Regions from separate parts of the Mus musculus genome. Here region 1 is linked to region 2. The links are chromatin loops, found by intact Hi-C in ENCODE. Cell type or tissue: left cerebral cortex. All regions are shown on one strand.

Region 1 (8,000 bases), 51 kb after region 2:
TCCGTTACTTGGACCACTCTGTATTTATTTTGCTATGGCTCGTTTCCCTTGCGTGACAGTTTATTTGAGTTGTAATTTACAAACTAAACAAGTCTCCCACTTTAGTTACACGTGTAGACAGCCATACATAAATGAGAGGATTTTGCTAGATGGCTCTTAGTGCAATTTGTACTGCAATAACAGAACCCTGGAGTCTGGATAATGTGCAGCAAATGCAAATGTAATTAGTGCATTTCTGGAGTCTACAAGGTCCAGGATGGAAGGACTTGTATTCGATGCCATCATGAGAAGGGGAAGACATCACACAGAGGAGGGGAAAGGAACAACAGAGACATCAAGCTTAATCGGCAGACTCCAGCATTCTGTAACAGGCAGTGGTCTGTTCACGAGGGTCACGTCCTTGTCACTGACACCTCCTGTAAGTCTTCCCTTCCCAGTACTGTCACATCAGAGGATATGGTTCCCACACATCCTTTTGTGATGCATTCGGGGCACAGTGGGATCTATTCAGAAGAGCAATGTTCTGCTTCTCCTGAGACAGAGCCTGTTCCTGGGGCCTGGGTCTTGTTTGCTGCTGGGTGCAATCTGTTAGGTGCCATATATTCCCATCCGTAGCATCCAGCCCACAGAGTCCCCATCTCCATGTTCAATCCCAAGCCTCTCTTTTTGACCAGCCTAGGCCTCTTTAGGACTGTCACATTCTACATAGGGGGGGCATAGACATCCGTGTGGAAGGTTAATGGATACATCACAATAATGGTAGCATCTGCCTGCTATGGCTACTGTCACAATGTATCAGAGCAGGTGGCTTAACAGAAATTTATTTCAGTCCTGAATGCTGCAACCCTGGGACCCAAAGGTGTGAGCAGGCCAGATTCATGTCGAAGCTTTCATAAGGTCAGGGGGTGGGATCCTCAATTCTTATAAGAGGAGGAAGGAACCGTAGTTCTCTCTCTGGTGTGAAGGCACGGCGATAAGATTCCAGGAAGCCAGGAGAGACCCTTGGGAACCAAATCAGCAGGCTTCTTGACTTTCCTTCAAGCTGGAGAATTGTCCCTTACATAGTCTCTATCTGACCCACTCTGAAGCAGACCCTCTACCTTACCGTCAATGCCACTGGGCCACCCTGGATCCTCCCCAATGCATGGCATCTCTGCACTGTTGTCTCTAGGCAGCTCCTCTTCGCAGGACTTCTAACTTGACTTTGAAGACTGCTCACAGAATAAGTGTTTCACTGCCTGAGAAACACCCTATCCCAGTGTTCTCTCAGGGACACCATTGTGTAAACCACCTTTCCCAATCTTCCCCTTCATCCCGAGTCCTGGTCAGCTTATTCCATCCCAAAGAGATGGAGCCTCCGCTGGAGGCTTGAGAACAGCGCTCGCTGCCCTCCTCTGTGCAAATGCAGAGCTCGTTCTTTGGATTATTTTCTGGTTGTGTATTTACCATTCCCACAAGCTTTCTTCTAAAATGTTGATAATATGTTGTTTTCAAGTAGGCGCCACTCTAATGGCTTATATTAGTTTAAACACACGTTAAAATGAAATAGAAATGTGATCCACCTGTGACTCTGGTGTCTCATTTTAAGATTTAGCTGTTGCCCTCCTCTGAACCAGGTAACCCTATTGTGTCAATAAAGAGAATGCAAAGCAACCGGAATTTTCTCACCTGGGTAGCTGACGTTTCTACAAGCTTTGCCCAGCCCTCCCTCCCACTCGACCTGCAAAGGAGTCTGAGAGTCGCAGAAACCAGAGGGCACAGAGCTGAGTGCTTACTTCCTTGGTATTAAGGAGCTTAGAGACAGGGAAGGAGTGGACCTGGGTGACATTGCAACCAGGAACTGGAGGAGAAAGCAGACAGTACCTATGTGTCACATAATTGTACTGCCCTGTACCGCAACTGCAGGCTGCATGGAGCCATCTAAATTTTTAATTTGTATAAAACTTAAACTGTGGTTTCTTGTTGGCACTAGTCATATCTGAAGCACACAAGGATGCCTGTGGCTTCTGTAGACAGTGGAAACAGAGAACAGTTCCATGATGACAGAAACGTCTACCGGGCAGGTCCAACCCATAACTGACTAATGCCTACCATGACTATCGAGATGTATTCTGATCTTCGAACGAGTGTTAGGGAAATACAGACTGCTGAGTGTGTGAGAGGAAAACAACATTTTAAGATATCATTAGGAGGTTTTCCATCCACTCAAATGAAAGAAGACCATGAAGGACAGAGAGAAGAAAGCAAAAATAACCAGATAGCTCTGTCGACACTAAGGAGGCTCCCTCCAACCAAGAGGACTCGCTACTTCTAAAGCAAAAGAAAACCAATGGCCAGAGGCCAATTGTCTCAAGTCTGCTGGGAGGGAGCTCAGCTTCAGAGGTTTCTTTCATGGTTCATCCAGCGTTTGGCTCCAGTGATTTCAGGCCATGGTAGAGCGAACATGCCCACCTTGCAGTGCCTATAAAGCAAAGGGAGAGATGAGAAGGCACCAGACGCAATCATACTCTTCAGCCACATGTTGCTGTGACCTAGCTCCTCTAGACAGACCCTGCCTCCCAGTCTCTACCACTTCCTAACAAATTCATCAGCAGATTGATCATTTGCTAACTAGGTCACATCCCTCAGAGTCCAGTGACTTCACAAAGGCCCATCACCTGCCAAATAAGCCTTAGTACAGGAGCCTAACAGGAATAGCTCATATTGAAGGTGACTGGGGACACTCTCCATAGCTAAAGGACACAGTGCATGTGCCTAGAGGTGTCAGGAGAGAGGCCCCAAGCTGTCTTTCTGAAGACTGTATAGTGTTCTGGTTTTGCCAGGTGTCATTCTCTAGCTTCTATATACCCACAAGTACACCACTCATATGCACGCATGCATGCATACATGTGGGCACACACACACACAAAGATAAATGGTACTTGATATCTTGTGACCACCTATCACCTGATCTATGGTGTTACATATATGTATATTTTAAAAAAGGACACATGAGCAATGTATGTAAAAGGTATCTATGACTATTTCACAGAGAGAAGATGCAACAACCTTTCAACAAGACTGTGGCTTGTGTGTTTGGAAGATGGTCCTGCAGCCCTGGGGTTGGTTTGGAACCAAGTCACACACATGATGGGCACTGTGGTTCCTTTGGCTCTAGCGAGACGCTTGTGCTGAAATCTGCAGGAACTGCTATTTCAAAGAAGTCTGAAGAAGCAAGGGCTGGTAGAAGTACAGAAATAGGGTTTAACACGTTCAAGGTGTCGCTAAGTGGCTAATAATATCTGAGGGGGGGCCGGGAGGGGGGCATGCTGCCTGCTCCTGAGGCTTCTGCAAACAGCAGCTAATTAACCTGTATTCTGAGGTGGGTGTGAGTCGAAATTGTTACCGCTTCAGCTTGCAGCTGAACCACTTAGCTCCATCACACTTCCTGTAGCAACACGCCAAGTGATGGCTAAGAACACGCCACGTTTAAAATACCTGGATTTAAGCAAACAGTGCCAGGAATTCTGGGGCGGCTCATGCGTCTGAATTAGAATTCTCTCTGCTCCCTAACTCTGGGTGGCTATCCATTCTTCCAGGCTGAACGCCCACTCAGACATCCTCCTCCACAAAGCTCTCCTCTTCTGTGCTTGCTCCTAAGTTGATTATTCTCTATGGTGACCAACTTTCCCAGTTTGTCCAGGACCATCTCAGATTTAATTTTCTAAGTCCTGTGTCCAGTCCACCCAGACTCCTGGGCCAACCTGAGACTCTCACCATCTTTAAGAATCTGTAGGGACTGCTACACAACTATAATAATCCCGTATCGCTGTATAGTTGTGCATGTAACTCAGTCACAGGCTGATTTTATCTGAAGGTAATAAAGGGTTTAAGATTACCACCTTTTAATTTCCTTGGGACGCCTAATTTGGGTACAAAAATCACACACTGAGGGCTGGCAAGATGGCTTAGTTGGTAAAGAGCCAGCTGTGTGAGCATGAGGCCTGAGGTTGATCCTCTAGAGCCCAGGTTTTAAAAAAAAAAAAAAGAAGACAAGAGCCTCCGCACTTGCCCAGCTAAGTCAATGATCTCCAGGTTCAGTGAGATATTCTGTGTCAGAAGTGTCAGGTGAAGAGCAACTGAGAAAGATATCCAGCATTGATGGCTGGCTTCGACACGCATGTGCACAAACATGTACACACATACAACCACATGTTCAGTTTTTCCTTCGATACCAGGTCTCTCCTTTGACACAGTTCACACTGAGATGGCTGAGAGGCTTGGCCTTGTAAACATAGGCTGGGTCTCCCCAGTGACTGCTGTGTAGGCCTCTGGTCTTCAAAGTCTCAAGAAAGACCCAGAGGATGGCAGAAAGAGAGAGAGAGACAGAGAGAGACAGAGAGATAGACACAGACAGACAGACAGACAGACACAGAGACATAGCGACACAGAGCGACCCAGAGGTTTTTCCGAGTGGTAAAAGCCAATGGCAGCCACACTTCTGGAGTAGGTCCCCACAAAGCTTGTCTAACTGCAGATGCCCAGAGGCCACATCCAGAATCCCCAATTCAAAACTGCTGTTCCCTAGCAATTCTGATTGAAGAGGTCTTCAAACGCCAGGAGAGGAAATCACCTGACCCAGTTGGAACTAGGAGTCCTTGCACAGTAAAAAAAAAAAAAAAAACTCATTTTGAAAAAGGAAAAGAATAAACAAATATTTACCTTAAACGCTTTGTGCGGACATAAGGCCTTCTTTTGGGTCTGTTGATTGAATGTCATTGAGGTTTTGAATTTTTTTTTTATAAACTGTTTTTGTGCTTTTCTAGTTTTGATTTTCCTAAAATAGAAGAAGAATTTAAGGACACTTGTGGAGTATTCTGAGAGTGGAATCCTTCCAGAATGTTGAAGTATTTCTTCCAATCTTCTTACAGTTGTCTCAAACACACCAAATTAAGCAACAGTTTGAGCAATTTACATATGTTGGGTCTTACCCAAGCATTCAACTGAGCTCTCTAAAAGGTAGTTTGTATCTTCTGGAATAAAGTATAGATGATATGGAGAGAAGGTGTCTTTGTTCTTCATTCACTGACTTATTCTGGACAGGAAGACCACGCCTGGCATCTGTACACATTCCATTTGTTGAATAAAATGGATCATGTAACACTTATATGATTTAATTAGCTGCTGTTATGAGTACCGGTGGCAGAAAGAGGCTCAGAGCTGCTGGACAGTGTTGGCACACGCCTTTAATCCCAGCACTGAGGTGTCAGAGGCACGCAGATCTCTGTGAGTTCAAGATGAGCCTGGTCTACAGTAAGTTCCAGTACAGCCAAGGCTACACAGAGGAGCCCTGTCTCAATAAATAAATATATATACATACATACATACATACATACATACATACATACATACATACAAAATAATAAAACAAACACTCAAAAGAGGCTCAAGAGCTCACACAACTGACCCTCAATAAACACAACATGCAGATCACACATGGATATGTGACTATATGAGCATACTAGACAGAACCAGCCCCCCACCCCCCAGCTACGAGCATCCCGCTCTCTGGATTCAGTTCAACGTGTGTTTGGAGGGTCTAGTGAGTATATACTAACCTGGGCAGCAATTAGATAGAATTTTGTTATCTTTCTCTCTTCTGATGACAGAGCTCAGGTGGAGCTGGGGAGATGGCTGGGTAGTCAGGAGAGCCAGCTGCTCTTCCAGAGAACCCAGGTTCAGTTCTGAACACCCACATCAGGCAGCTCTCAACTGCCTGTAACTCCAGTTCCAGGAAATCCAACACCCTCCTCTGGCCTCTGTAGACATCTACACACACACACACACACACACACACACACGGTAGACACTCGTACAGACACTCACATATATACATAAATAAAGAAACAATCATCTGTCAATGAACGACTGAGGTCAGGGCCGTGCGAGGAGCAGGAAGTTTTTCTTCCATTGCTGTTTCTAGTGGAGCCCCTGTGTTGGATTCCAGAGATAGGAAAAAGAGTTTCTACAAACTCCACATTATCACTCTGTCTTCTTACATTGATGTTCTTTAAAGTTTTCACTTGAAGCCTTTCAGTCTGCTCTAATAGCTAGATGCGGGGGGGCTACTGTCATCTCCCAAAGGAGATATATGTTCTTTCTCCATCTTGATAGGAGAAAAAGTCTCCCATCCTTAATGTTATTTACTTGTATGCCAAGAACTCGTGTGGATAAAATTATTATGACCCATACCTGAAACAACATCAGTGAGCCAGCCTGTTCTGCAGACCACAGCCTAACATCAACCTCTCCTTGTGAGACCTCTCCTTGTCTTCAGTGTTTTACTCCATAGAGTCCTTGGGGGAGATGAGCAGATAGAATCCATCCTTTCCCAATGGTCGGGATGCAGCTCTCTGGGAGAGTGCTTGCCTAGCATATGTGGGTCTTGTTGGATGCTGTTCCAAGTATTAAGACTAATGTTTGTATCCATAACTTGGAGCTGTTTTAGCCTCACTCACCGAGATTTCTCTTCACGGGGGTGGGGTGGGGGTGTAATTATTACAGAGACTCACCTCTGATCAAAGCGCTGAGAAAAGCTGACCTTGACCACCAAGCGGCTCACCCTAAGACAAACATCAGTATCACCTGATCAACCTCCAAGACTCTAGGGAACAAACAACTTAAGAGCCAGAAGACAGCGAAGAATGCGTGAAATGCTGTCATCTGGACGTGATATGGCCACAGTAGGTAGGAATTCACAGTGGTGATCTGCTGCAGTGGAGTAGCCGCTGTTAAACCGCCACATGCCAGTAAATAACTCCCCACCTCTCCATGCTCATAAAAGCAATTTTAATTGAATTCATTGTGTCACCAAAATAAAAAGTCATCAAGGGGGCTGGTGAGATGGCTCAGCAGCTAAGAGCACTGACTGCTCTTCCAAAGGTCCTGAGTTCAAATCCCAGCAACCATATGGTGGCTTACAACCACCTGTAATGAGATCTGACTCCCTCTTCTGGTGTGTCTGAAGTCAGCTACAGTGTACTTACATATAATCAAAATAATAATAATAATAATTAATAAATAAATAAAGTCATGAAGGTAGGAGGGTGACTTGTGGGTAAGAAGGGACTCAGTGGAGAGAGCAAAATAAATACACGATATATAGCTCACACATACATATTATACATTTACATATATGCATATACAATACACACACATTTACACACATGTGCACACAAGCGTGCACATGACATTGTCAAAGAGTTGCTTCATGGAGTATTAAGGTTACTGTTTGTCTCTGTTGTAAACACCATTTAATGTTTATTTTCCCTTCAAATAAGTCCAGCTGTAAGGGGATGGCTGGTTTTCAGATTTTGATTTTTCTGTGCTGTTTATGTTGTTTTGATGTAGGGTATTGCTATCTAGTGTAGACTGGCCTGGAAATCTCTATGGAACCCAGGCTGGTCTCAAACTTATGATCTTCCTCCTCCTCTACCATCCCAGTGCTGAGACAAAAGCAACTTAAAGAAAGGAAGGTTGGCTTTGGCTCACAGTTTGAGGTACAGTCCCTTGTGGCAGGGAGGGGCTGGCAGCAAGAGCCAAAGAAACATCGAGGACAAGGAAGAGGACCAGAGGCAGCTGCACTACGAGGAAATGGAGAGGGATGGAAGCTGGAAGAGATGCCTTCCCCTTTCCTCCCTTGCATTTGGTCCAGGACCACACGAGAAGCAGACTAAAGAGCTCCAGAGAGCACTCGGGACAGATCATCAGGGAAGGAAGGCGGCATAGAAAGAACAGTGGCAGAGACTCCAGAGGACGAAAAGCTGTAAGATCAGAAAGTGGAGAGTGTGTGTATAAAGACTGCAAGACCAGCCACTGCAAGAGATCAACAGCACTGCTGGAGGCTATAAAGACCTAAGGGACTTAAAACTGGAGAGATGGCTCAGCGGTTAAGAGCACTGACTGCTCTTCTGAAGGTCCTGAGTTCAATTCCCAGCAACCACATGGTGGTTCACAACCAT
Region 2 (8,000 bases):
AAAGGCACCTGCACTCAGATGCACATCACATCACATCAGAGAGAGAGAGAGAGAGAGAGAGAGAGAGAGAGAGAGAGAGAGAGTTTCCAACTGCTGCTTCTGGGTGGTTTTCACCCAACATATGTGTTCCATTAGAAGAAGTCCTTCCCAACCAACGAGCTGCCATAGATGATGGACCCTCGGTTCTTCTCAGGGCATTCCACTCAGCTTCGCATCTGCCTTCTATCCTCCATGTTGCTTACTGGCTGTCTTTCTTTTTAGACTCAGTGGACAGGGGCTGTGCCTGTTTGGTTTGCATTTTGCCCTTTCGGTACCCAGCATAGTGTCTGAGCTGCAGACCTGTCTAAAGAGTATTTGTTGACTGAGTGCAAAAAGGCAATCAGTTCCAGAGTGTCCAGTGACAGTTTCTTGCTTGAGGACAGCAAGACCCCCATCTGCCCTCAGTTTGATGTTACAAATGACTTTCTAAAGGTACTGCTACAGTGTTGCCTTTGGGGACTCAGCCGATTTAATCATTTATCAAAGAGAGGCCATTCTCAAACCTGGTGGAGTTAACCCTTTCAAAATATCATCATTCATTACCAGAGGCCAGGTAACCCCGGGGAAGCTGGCTCAGTTGACTTGTGCCAGCCGCTTCCTTCTTGCTCTTCCTTCTCTCCTGTTCCTCCTTCCATATGGCTGAGACACTGTTGGTGTGCTCCCACGGTATGCCCAGCTACAAGACCCAGCTGGAAGCAGTCAAAGACAATTAGAAATAATCAGCCTGGCACTGCCAAGAGATGAGAGTTGGCTAGAACGGGTTAGGCTGGCAGGAGTGGCACGGTAGCCTGAGAAGAGAGAGCAGAGCAAAGGCAGAAGGCAGGAGGAATGATGCCTGAGAGACGACCTGAGAAATCTATGTTTGTTCTCCACAAGCAAAACAACCCAACCGGCGAATAGCAGACTCTGGATTTGAAACGTGTCCCCAGAGTTCATGGCCACTGTGATTCCTGTCACACAGCCAGCTGTGGACTGTGCTCAGTGCAAAGGCTTAGGAATAGGGGTTCCTCAGTCATAATGGCAGATGCATGGGCAGCCTGGCTTCACCAATACTGCAACAACAATGACTGCCCAATAGGGAACGGTGTCATCGCACCTCTGTGCCTCAGTTTTCTTACCACTCAAAGTAGCGCTTAGCTTAGTCCCTGATATATTATAAACTTGTCTATTTTTGCTTGCACTTTCGTTGGTCTTAGTGACTTTTCTATTGCTGTGAGGAGACACCATGACTAAGGCACCTTATAAAAGAAAGCATTTAGTTTGGGGTCTGTGGTTCCTGCGGATAGTGGGATCTAAGACCGGGCTGATAGGAGGCATGGCAGCAAGCAGTCGGGCTTGGCTTTGTAGCAGTAGCTAAGAGCTTAAGTGTGAGATAAGAACCTCAAGGCAGAGAGAAGCAAACTAGGAATGGCATGGGCTTTTAAAATCTCAGCGACACTCCTCCTCCAACAAGGCCACACCTCCTAGTCCTCCCCAAACAGCTCCACCCACTGCAGAACAAACATTCAGATAAATGAGCCAATGGGAGCCAGTCTCAGAGAAGTTAACCCAAAATGTCCCAAAGCCCACACGTGCCTCTCTTAGATATCATGAGTCTCAGGTCTGACCGCTAGATTGGACCTCTTCCTCGTTCCAAGTCTCATGGGCTGACTTCATTTCAGCAAGCCATCTGATGAGACCTCAGACCTCATCTGGGGCTACCACCCACACCTCTCCGTTCTCTTTTCTTGGGCTTCACTCAAGTTCACCCAAATATCAAGCAGTCATCCTTTGCTTCTTCACCTCCTTAATCCTTGTCTCTATCTCTTCTATCAGACAAACCACGCCCATCTGTGGCCACCTGCGGCTCTCCTGTCACCTTATTCCAACCACCATCATCTCACCTAACTGGAGTCCCTTGCTTTTATGCCAAGCCAAAACCACCTCGCTCTCCAATCTGTAACTCCAGTTTCAGGGTATCTGATGCCCCCTTCTGGCCTCCTTGAGCACTGCACACATGTGATCCACACACAAACAGGCACACATACAGATGTGTCCCCACACCTGTGTTCCTGGCTCATTGCAGGTGCTCAGCCTAGGACATCATCTTAACTCTTATCTGTGGGGGGAGGTGAGGGTGGTTCTGGGCTCTAGGGTGTGTGACAACTTCAATGTGATGGGAGGTGGGCGGTGACACCGTGCCAACCCCCCACAACTGCCTCCCAGCGTCCTCCACAATGACATTCTGAGTGAAACGATACATTCTTTCACACAAGATGCCGGTTGCCCCTCTAGGAACGTACTCTCAACACAGTTGTGCCTGCCGAGGTCCACAGGAGCCAAGGGATGTACTGTTGCGAGAACAATTATCCTCCACCTCCACCATCAGGGAACACAGGATTTTCAGATGATTCTGAGTCCCAGATGGAGGAGAAATGACATTTGAAACATTCCACAGGGAAGACGCCGTCCTGCACAGTCCCCTTGCACATGTTTGTCTGGTGGAAGTGGTGTCCCATCTCACATCAAAACCGATGTCACCCCTGTGGCTTTACAAGGACCTAAGATCTCCACCTCACCACCAGGTACCACACTCTTCCCATACCTCACATAACCTCTTTAACCCCCTACAGGCACAGAAGCCCCCTGCCAAGTGGTCTCCCTGAATTTCCTGTTCCTTAGAATATCTATACACACACACACACACAGAGAGAGAGAGAGAGAGAGAGAGAGAGAGAGAGAGAGAGAGAGAACTCTACCCCCCACAGAGCTGACTCTCATCATCTTGTCTTGATTCAAATGTCACTAACTTGTGCCTTTTCTGTGACTTTTTCCATAGTATAAACGGATCCACCTCCCTGTGACTCACCTCCTTAATCTTCCCTCCTCTTCTTCTTCTTCTTCTTCTTCTTTTTCTTCTTCTTCTTCTTCTTCTTCTTCTTCTTCTTCTTCTTCTTCTCCTCCTCCTCCTCCTCCTCCTCCTCCTCCTTCTCCTCCTCCTCCTCCTCCTTCTCCTCTTTCTCCCCCTTCTTCTTTTTGTAGTATTTATTGCTGACCAAGAAATTACATGGTTTCCTTGTTATTTTGCTTATTGTTTGTATTTCTTCCAGGAACTACAGCCCCAGGAGAGTTGGGATTTTAGTTAGGGGAGCTGTGCATAGAGGCTGACTCCTGGAAGGAAAGCAATACAAATTTGTGGTGGTTGGATGATTTTATTGTATTTTTTTTTCAAGACAGGGTCTCCTGACTCTGCATCCTTGGCTGTCCTAGAATACACTCTGTACACCAGGCTGACCTCAAAGGTTGGATGAACTTTTAACTCACCATAATAAACAAAAGGAGAAAAAGAGAAACTGCAGGAAAATTGTGTCCTGCTGAATATTATACGCACCCCAAAGGCACATTGGAATAAAGTAAGTATTTTTGCTACAGAGATAAACCTCCATGATAAGCTGCATGTGTGGGTTATGGAAAAGGTTACCATCAATACTAAGCTTATTGACCATGCCTAGCTGAACGCTGCCACTGTCCATTTCTGGACGTAACCTGCAGTAGCAAGGGAGTTACAGAGTGAGCACGCGATGAGCAACCCTGTGTGGTTGCGAATGGAGACACAGAGATGTTAAGAGAAAAGACACCTTAGCATTGGCCTGAGCCCAAACTGATGGCGGAGGGCTGCCTAGAGCAGGTAGGTGGACTGACGCGGACCAGAAGAGGTGGGCGCCCCCTGCTGGCGGACTCTTTTCCCTGCACGTCCTAACAAGGGACCACAAAGTGATTTCTCACCTCTGAGAGTCAGCTTTCTTCATCTGGAAAAAGAAGAATTTTTTTTTTTTGCTTGTTTTGTTGTTATTAGCACAACTATATTACATCATAGTAATTAAAGATGTAATTCATAAAACAACAAATTACAATCAAGAGTGAATGCTTTTAAAGACATGGCTGTCTAACTCCTCTTCAATGGAAGCGTCCCGGAAGCATCCTGAAGTAGACAACTTCATGCCTTGTGCTCACTGCTGCAGCCCACCCACAAGCCTATGTTCCTGCCTTTGTGACCCTGAACTTCTGGTGTGTCTCTTTTGAGGCCTTTATTACTGCCAATGAACCGCTATGTAGAAAGATTGAAGATGATAGATAAATCACTAGACAGGTCAATTAACAAAAATTATGTGAAAATAGTAGGCAGATGATCGAAAGATAAATTAATAGATGGCAGATAAACAGACGCATTGATAATAATAATGAGGATGACACATGATATTTAGATAAAACTTAACTGGACAATATATAGCTACAGAAAGAGGCAGAGAGCTGAAGTGGGTGTGAAGCACACACCTGTAATTCAAGTTAAGGCTAGGAGTTCAAGACCAACCTAGGTTTCTTAGTGGTTACCAGACCAACCTGAGCTACCTGTGTGAAACTATGTCTCAAAAAAAAAAGATAGATAAGAGATAGTTAAAGGATGACTAATAGATGGCAGGCAAATAGATATGAGTAGATCAATAAACTCTAGATAGATAGATGATGGATAACAGTTTAAAAAAATGGCACCTAGATAGATGCTTAGTAGAAAAATTAAGCAACAGGTAGCCATATGATAGATTGATTCATCAGCAAAGGGCAAGGTGAGGAGAAGGATTCTGTCTACAGGAGAGAGATGAGACATCCTGGGAGGTTCCTTAGCTGCCCTCGGGGCTTCCCCCAGATGCAGCCACAATGCAGTCCCTGTCTTCTTGTGACTCGTACCTTTGCACAGCCTGTGTTTTCCTTCTGTCAGAGGGTCATCGGTAGTCCCTCCTACCCACAGCCACCGATGTGAGCTAAGGTGTGACCTGATGCAGTCATAGTGGAATTAAGACGTCCTGGATGTCTTACGCAGCTGCCTCAGCCCCTGAGGCAATAAGGAACCATGGGACTGGGGATCCACTCTACTTCTGTCTGCCTTCCTGTGTGACAATGAACTAGCTCAGTGCTGACTTTCTAGACCTGCAGCGGGAGACATCACTGCAGCATTGGGCTGCTTGATACTTGCGGGACCTAGTCTTGTTTGTCAACTTGAATACATCTACAAGTAGCTAAAAGTCAAGAGGAGGCTATGGACACCTGTGAGAGATTTTTGTAATTAAATTAATTGATGTGTGAGAACCCACTTTTAATCTGGATCTTCTTCTTCTTCTTCTTCTTCTTCTTCTTCTTCTTCTTCTTCTTCTTCTTCTTCTTCTTCTTCTTCTTTTCCTTCTTCTTCTTCTCCTTCTTCTTCTTCTTCTCCTTCTTCTTCTCCTGCTCCTCCTCCTCCTCCCCTCCTCCTCCTTCCTCTTCTTCTCCTTCTCCTCCTCCTCCTTCCTCTTCTTCTCCTCCTCCTCCTCCTCCCCACCTCCTCCCCTCCTCCTCCCCCTGCTCCTCCCCTCCTCCTCCTCCTTCTTCTTTTTAAGATTTATTTACTTATTTTATGTATGTGAGTACACTGTCACTCTCTTCAAACACACCAGAAGAGGGCATCAGATTCCAGTACAGGCGGTTGTAAGCCACTAAGAGGTTGCTGGGAATTGAACTCAAGACCTCTAGAAAAGCAGTCAGTGCTCTTCACTGCTGAGCCATCTCTTCAGCTCCTAATCTGGATCTTCTAAAGTGGGAAGATCTGGGCCACACCTTCTGCTGGGAGCCTCAATAAAGGACATGGAAGAAGAATGAGCTCTCTCTCTCTCTCTCTCTCTCTCTCTCTCTCTCTCTCTCTCTCTCTCTCTCCCTGCTTGCTCTTGCTGGCAAGTGCATTCCTTCACTGGCATCAGAGACTACTTCTGCAGGATCCAGCACAGACCAGCTGAGCCATAACAACTCTTGGATTCTTGGACTTTCCATTGGAAGACAGCCATGATTAGACTGGCTGACCACAACCTGTAAGGCATCCTAATAAATCCTCTCTGTGCTCATTATATTCATTCTATCAGTTCTGTTCCTCTAGAAAATACTAATGCAGTACTTATGTGTGTGGTGGGACCTTGAGCTAACAGAGGCCAGATGAAGTGCTGAACCACCAGCCAGGCAGGTGCAGTTATTGTGAAGTCAGAGGAAGCTGGGGGGCACCCTCATAAAGGACTATGTCGATAAAGAATATGACATCCCTAGGGGTGAGACAGATGTCAAGCAAACAAGGATATTACTTCATTTTATACACTTTGAGGAAGCCAAGGGTAGATGACCAGGAGATCAAGAACGACTTCCCCATCAACAAATCCTGACCAGCTGCTCAGTTTCCAATCAGGAGGCCCTCTGGTGCCTCGAGTGGAACATAAGCCATGGCTGCTAAAGTTTGAGTGTTTGTGTCTCTTCCAAAATGCACCTCAAATCCAACGTACAGCAATTAAGACGTGTATTGGGCTCTGCCCCTATGGGTAGATCACTTATAAAAAGAGTGTAACTCACAGAAATTGTTAAAAAGATTTCAAGAGAAAGGCATGACAGAGAGGCTGCAGAGATGGGTCGGTGGTTAAGAGCACACACTCACCTTGTAGAGGACCCAAGCTGGATTCCTAGCACCATGGGAGTGCTCTCCAGGGGGATTCAATGCCCTCTTCCGGACTCGGCGGGCATCCTGCGTTCATGTGAACACACACATATACACATAGTTAAAAATATATAAAAATAAATAAATAGATAGATTTCGATTTTACTTTAAAAAAAAAAAAAAAGAAAGAAAACAGGCAGAGCACTAGGCTTACAACAGCATTGATGAGTCCCCCAAGGACATGGACATGAACAGGAAACAAAGTTCAAACCATACACCCCCAATTTGAAAAGGATATCAGTCGGTAATTGTGCATCGAAGATTAGGCAAACAGATACAAAACTGTGTCGTTGAAGCTGAGTCCAGATTTGCATGGAAGAACTCAATGAGATCTGCCCTAATTCAACTCAAAATGACTGCTTTTGGTGAAGCAGTATTCGATGCAATAGAAAATGCGTACAACATGAAGCTCTGTTGACCAATGGTGGGTTGACCTGCAAAGTAACGCTGAAGAGTAGGAGGAAGAGTCGGAGGAACAAAGCCCAGCGCCCAGGTAAAGCGCACCACGTGATCGAACTGGGAGGAGCCATTTTGATCCAACCTGAGGGGAAAACGCAGGAGGGGAAGGCCGTGCCTTTTGGGAAAGGAGTCCGTGGAAGACTCCTATTTCCACTGTCCTTCCGTTGTGCTGACTTTCCAGACTTCCAGGAATTATAGCTAGGGATTCAGATATTCTAAAGCTTTTTTTTTCTCAATGTCTATAAATTTGAAGTGGGACCCGTCAACACTAATGTGGACCTCTTGAAAATACCTGGCCCGCTCTGGGATACTCTTTCCTGGCATCGTAAGTCACGAATACAACCCATCACTGACAGGACTCAGATTCTCTCCAGGGACACTGTGAGCAAAAGATAAGAGAAAATAGCATGTATACTTCCAAGTATCCCCTGCTGCCCTGGAAGGCTGGCTAACCCCAGCCAGCCAGGACCTCATGTTTGAAGTGTGTGGTCCTTGGATCCAAAGTCATGCCTTTGGAGTCTGAGCTGGTGACTGCAGAACCCATGTATCACAAAAATATGTTTGGTCTGAAGAAAAAAAAAGCCATTCTCTATTCAGTGAACTTATATAAACTAATTTCACATTTGAAATTGTTTATGTTTATTTGGGAAGAATGAAAGGATCTTAAATCTCTTGTAATATAACTTACTACTTTTATTTTATGTGCATTGGTGTTTTGACTGCATGGATGTCTTTGCAAGGGGGTCAGATCCCCTAGAACAGGAGTTAAAGCTGCCATGGGGGGCTGGGAATTGAACCACCCAGTGCTTTCAACCTCTGAGTCATCTCTCCAGCCTCCAGATCTTAAATCTTAAATCACTTATTATTTCATATTTTCAAACTTATCTTACAGGTTCTTGCTTGTATTTCTTCTTCTTCTTCTTCTTCTTCTTCTTCTTCTTCTTCTTCTTCTTCTTCT

Evidence for each region. A loop is a pair of places that touch in the nucleus more often than their neighbours do. Peaks named below come from ENCODE experiments on the same cell type or tissue, not always from the same donor. Only the 100,000 strongest peaks of a DNase experiment are listed, where the experiment ranks them.
Region 1: a loop joins it to region 2, with 2.0 times the contacts of the local background. A loop is called at or near these places in 2 of 42 quality-filtered maps.

The regions. Positions count from the first base shown.
Region 1 is chr16:90,325,218-90,333,217 of GRCm38, reverse strand. No RefSeq gene overlaps it. Among named protein-coding and RNA genes, the nearest start is that of Scaf4, 45 kb to the right of the region's middle. In left cerebral cortex, no CTCF peak of the experiment used is centred here; DNase peaks (open chromatin) are centred at 3,171, 3,525, 4,628 and 4,957.
Region 2 is chr16:90,375,831-90,383,830 of GRCm38, reverse strand. No RefSeq gene overlaps it. Among named protein-coding and RNA genes, the nearest start is that of Hunk, 6.6 kb to the left of the region's middle. In left cerebral cortex, CTCF peaks have their summits at 2,015 (motif pointing left) and 3,751 (motif pointing left); DNase peaks (open chromatin) are centred at 2,007 and 3,737.